Regions from separate parts of the Homo sapiens genome. Here region 2 is linked to region 1. A link is a loop called in an ENCODE intact Hi-C map of the cell type or tissue named here. Cell type or tissue: HepG2. All regions are shown on one strand.

What was found. Peaks named below come from ENCODE experiments on the same cell type or tissue, not always from the same donor. Only the 100,000 strongest peaks of a DNase experiment are listed, where the experiment ranks them.
Region 2: a loop joins it to region 1, with 12 times the contacts of the local background. A loop is called at or near these places in 3 of 110 quality-filtered maps.

What each region holds. Positions count from the first base shown.
Region 1 is chr17:73,186,009-73,188,508 of GRCh38, forward strand. No RefSeq gene overlaps it. Among named protein-coding and RNA genes, the nearest start is that of COG1, 5.8 kb to the right of the region's middle. In HepG2, no CTCF peak of the experiment used is centred here; a DNase peak (open chromatin) is centred at 1,493; H3K27me3 peaks cover 471 bases.
Region 2 is chr17:73,002,421-73,004,920 of GRCh38, forward strand. All of the region lies in intron 4 of SLC39A11 (solute carrier family 39 member 11), which reads right to left. Among named protein-coding and RNA genes, the nearest start is that of SLC39A11, 89 kb to the right of the region's middle. In HepG2, a CTCF peak has its summit at 1,272; a DNase peak (open chromatin) is centred at 1,291.

The DNA of each region.
Region 1 (2,500 bases):
GGTTGCAGTGAGCCGAGATCATGCCACTGCACTCTAGCCTGGGCGACAGAGCAAGACTCCATCTCAAAAAAAAAGTAAAGAAAGAAAGGATGAGAAGCTGTTAACCTGGACCAGTGGAAATGGAAAAAGAGCAGGGGTCACCAAACCATGGTCCAAGAGCCAAAATGGGCCCTTCGCCTGTTTTATTAAATACAGTTGGCCCTTTCAGCAACACGTGTTTAAACCGCACGGGTCCATTTTTTTCCTGATTTTTTTCAACCAAACAGTGATTGGAAATAGAGAATTTGTGGGATGCAAAACCCGTGTATATGGAAGGTCCACTTTTCATACTCACAGGTTTCACAAGGCTGACCGCAGGTCTTGAGTGTGCACGAATTTGGAGATATACAGGGGTCCTGGATCCAATCCCCCTCGGATACTGGGGGATGCCTGTAAAGTCTTACTGGACACAGCCACACCCACCTGCGGATGTGCTGCCTGTTGCTGCTTTGGGGCGACAACGGGCTTGCTGAATTGTGTTGACAGAGACCGCAAGGTTGGCCGGGTGCAGTGGTTCATGCCTGTAATCCCAGCACTTTGGGAGGCTGAGATGGGCGGATCACCTGAGGTCGGGAGTTCGAGACCAGCCTGGCCAATATGGTCAAACCCCATCTTTACCGCCACCCCCCCCCCCCCCAAAAAAAAGACAGAGACTGCAGGGTCTGCAAAGTCCACTTACTATCTGGCTCTTTATAGCAAAAGCTCATCCATCTGTGTTTTGGAGGAAGAGCCGATAGGGCTTGTGAAAGCACTGGGTATGCAGAGTGAGAGAGAGATGGAAGACTTCCTGAGTCTGAGCCATGAATAGCTGGGCGGTGCCATTTCTTGAGATAGGAATGACTTGGAGTGAGGGCCTAGGAGGGACACTAAGAAGAGAGTTGTTATTCTGGATGTGTTAAATTTGAGATGTCTCTTAGACATCCAAATGGAGTTTCTTTTCTTTTTTGGAGACAGAATCTCACTCTGTCACCCAGGCTGGCGTGCAATGGCACAATCTTGGCTCACTGCAACCTCTGCCTCCTGGGTTCAAGCAATTCTCCTGCCTCAGCCTCCTGAGTAGCTGGGACTACAGGTGCCCACCACCACGCCTGGTTAATTTTTGTATTTTTTTAGTAGACACAGGGTTTCACTATATTGGCCAGGTGGTCTCGAACTCCTGGCCTCAGGAGATCCTTTGGGAGGCCTTGGCCTCGCAAAGTGCTGGGATTACAGGCATGAGCCACCGTCGCCGGCCCCAAGTGGAGTTTCTAAGGAGGCAGCCAGATGTACAAGACAGGAGTATAGGCGCAGGAGGAACAAATGTAGGAGTTTCTGCAAACATGCCTGCCTGGCTGTTTGCTGAAGGCAGAGTCTCAGGTATCTGCAAACAGTTAAGTCAAATAACCACCGCTTCTACCACAAATGTCACCTCCAGTAGACACAGGCTGATAAACACTGCCATAAAGATAAGATGTCAAGACAACTACATTAGGGCTCTCTTGATCCCATTGGCATCTCAGCCAAGAGCAAACACCAACTGTCCGAATCCCACTGAGCAATAGTGTGGAATTCAACCTCCTGTCCTGCCCCGGATGTTACTTTTATTGACAGTGTATCCCTTACAACATCAAATTTCCCTTTCTTTCCTCCCCTGTTTGTTAATTTGTGATCAATTTCCAATTTCCTCTCCTTTCCTTTTTTCTTCCTTCTCGCTTTCACCCTTTCCATTTCTCCTAGCTTAGCTAGAATTAAATTTCTTATTTTCATTTTCCTGGGTAATTTTGTCTCTCCCATTTATTTTCTCTTCTCCAGGTATCCCCAGCTTTAATTCCCTCCTAAGTTTATCAGAGAATGACCCTTCGTCCAACATCATCAGGGCCCAGGTACAAGATTCAGCAGGTTCACTCTTCAGAGTCTATATGGACGTGCCAAAAACGCAGCCACCTTACATCGAAGAGGAGGTATTGGAAGAAGGGTTGAAGTGGATGTGAGATGAGATGGGTGAGAATTGTCTTACTGCTTTTATTATTTCAATTAGACAACTGAGGGCGAAAAGCCCTTGTGCCTTTTCCAGTGCATCCTTTGTGTAGACACTGTGATTATGTAACATATATGCTTGGCATATTTTGCAAATATTTATTGAATCATTTGGTTTGACAGCCAAGATCTATGGGACCCATGCTCCCAGATGCTAGATCACAGATTGCATAAGGAAAGAACATGTGGTGTCTACAAAATCTGCAATGTTGAAACTCTCCACTTTGGGCATTATCCTGGCTTGCTTTCTATATTTCTATTAAAAAGTAAAGAGAGCTGGGTAAGTGGCTCACACCTGTAATCCTAGCACTTTGGGAGGCTGAGGCAGGAAGATGGCTTGAGGCCAGGAGTTCAAGACCAGCCTGGACAACATAGTGAAACCCCCATCTCTACAAAAAATTTAGAAATTAGCTGGATGTAGTAGTGCATTCCTGTGGTCCCAGCT
Region 2 (2,500 bases), 180 kb before region 1:
CTCTTAAACCATTTAGAAGTCAGGGATCAAACTCTTACTTAACATGTGCAAATGTTACTGTTCTATTTTGAGCTTTTAGATGACCAAAAGGTATTAGCCATGAGCACTGAGCTGGTCAGACAGGGTCAGAGAAAGGGCTCTCACTACCAAATTTCCTTCAATGGCACAGAGCAGAGAGCAATGCCAGCTCCCCTGCAAGGCAAGAGGAAAGGCACACTATGGGGAGAACTAAAGATGCAAACTGTGTGAGTTCCCTGCAGCTGCTATAACAAGTTATCACAAATGCAATGGCTTCAAACAACAGAAATTCATTCTCTCATAATTCTGAAGGCCAGAAATGCAAAATCAGTATCACTGTACTGAAATCAATGTGTCAGCAGGGCCATGCTCCCTCTGGAGGCTCTAGGGAAGAATCTGTTCCTTGCCTCCTGTCAGGGCTTCCTCCCTCCAATTCAGCCTCTATGGTCATGTTGCCTCCTCCTCTCCTGTTCAAATCCCCCTCTGCCTCCCTCTTATAAGGAGGCTTGAGATTGTATTTAGGGCCCACCCTGGAGACAATCCAGCATTACCTCCCCATCTCCACATCCTTAACTTAATCGCATCTGTAAAGGTCCTTCTTTCATATAAGGTAACATCCACAGACTCCAGAGATTAGGACCTGAGTATCTCTGATGGCCCTTATTCAGCTGACCACACAAACCAAAGGTGGAACCTGCTGCTGGGGCTTCCCAAGCCCAGACACCTAAGCAAATATACACAGGTTGTTGAAATTTGAAATGTTAGTTTGATATTTCCATTTTTCAAAACTTACAGTGGAAGAGAAACTTTACCTGCAAATATCTGGAAATGTACAGATCACCCCAGCTTGACGGGCCGGGAATCATTACAACAGAAATTGAGTTGTGTGTGCTAATGCTGCAAAGTACTCATATGACAAATGACCTTGGACCGGTCTGATTGGATGTTGGGGGCAGAGTCCTGGGTGGAGACTGATGGAGAACTAGAACCCTCACAAAGGCACTGGTGGGCAGTAGACAGAAAAGGGATGAGACTAGCACCTGTTTTAGAGAGGAGGCAGACAAGACCCCAGGCTAGGATGAGACTGGTGCCTGTTTCAGAGAGCAGGCAGACAAGACCCCGGGCTGAACACGGAGAGGGCAGAGAAAGCAATCTGAGTCTACATGAGAAAAGGGGAAGGGAACTTCACAGAGGTGTGCTGTTGTGAGTCCTGGGCAGGACAATGACTGAGCCAGGGGTGAGGTGGCCACAGAGGGCAGCATCAACCAATGCAAGGGACAAAGAAGGCCTGAGTCACCAAGATCCGGGATAATCACTATAGATTTCACAACTCTCTTACCTTGGCTGCCACTATAAAATGCCACAGGCCAGGTACGGTGGCTCATGCCTATAATCTCAGCACTTTGGGAGGCTGAAGCGGGTGGATCACCCGAGGTCAGGAGTTTGAGACCAGCCTGGCCAACATGGTGAAACCCCGTCTCTACTAAAAATACAGAAATTAGCTGGGCATGGTGGTGCATGCCTGTAATCCCAGCTACTATGGAGGCTGAGGCAGGAGAATCACTTAAACCCAGGAGGCAGAGGTTGCAGTAAGCCAAGATCGCACCACTGCCCTCCAGCCTGGGCGACAGAGCAAGACTGTGTAAAGAAAGAAAGGAAGAAAGAAAGAGAGAGAGAGAGAAAGAAAGAAAGGAAAGAAAGGAAGAAAGAAAGAAAGAAGGAAAAAAAGAAAGAAAGAAAGAAAGAAAGAAAGAAAGAAAGAAAGAAAGAAAGAAAGAAAGAAAGAAAGAAAGAAAAGAAAGAAAGAGAAAAAGCAAGCAAGCCACAGACTACAGGGCTTCCGCAACATTTATTTCTCATAGTTCTGGAGGCTAGAAGTCCGAGATCAGGGTGCCAGCATCATCAGGTTCTGACATGGCCTTGCTCCTCGGCTCCCAGAGGGCCGTCTTCTTGCCGTGTCCTCACAGGGTGAAGTAAGAAAGACAGCGAGCTCTCTGGTGTCTCTTCTTAAAAGGACACTAATCCCATATGAGGGCCCCATCCTCACGACATCATCTAAACCTAATTACCTCCCAAAGGTTCCCATCATACTGAGAGTTGGGGCTTCAACATACGAATGTGGAAGGTTTACAATTCTGGCCCTGGCAATAACCTAGGTATCCTGCCAGGTTGGCACTCCACTAGCAACTTGCTCAGTGGGTAAAATAAGTCTCATTATTTGAAGTTAAAGCGTAAGACACCTGGAGGTTTCTACTTCACCTGGTCAAGTCATTTGATCCTTAACTGTTGCTTTCAACAATCTCTCTGAGAAAAAGAGGCCACAGGCAATGGGGCAAAGATGGACTGTGGTCCTAGGGCACGATGTTATGGGCAGAGCTTTCTGGCCCATTCCCTTGGGAATATTGGAAGGAAAGGGGCCATCGGCTCATGGAATACCCAAACAGTCCACGAGAGGCAGGACCAGCAGACACTGCAATGTGGA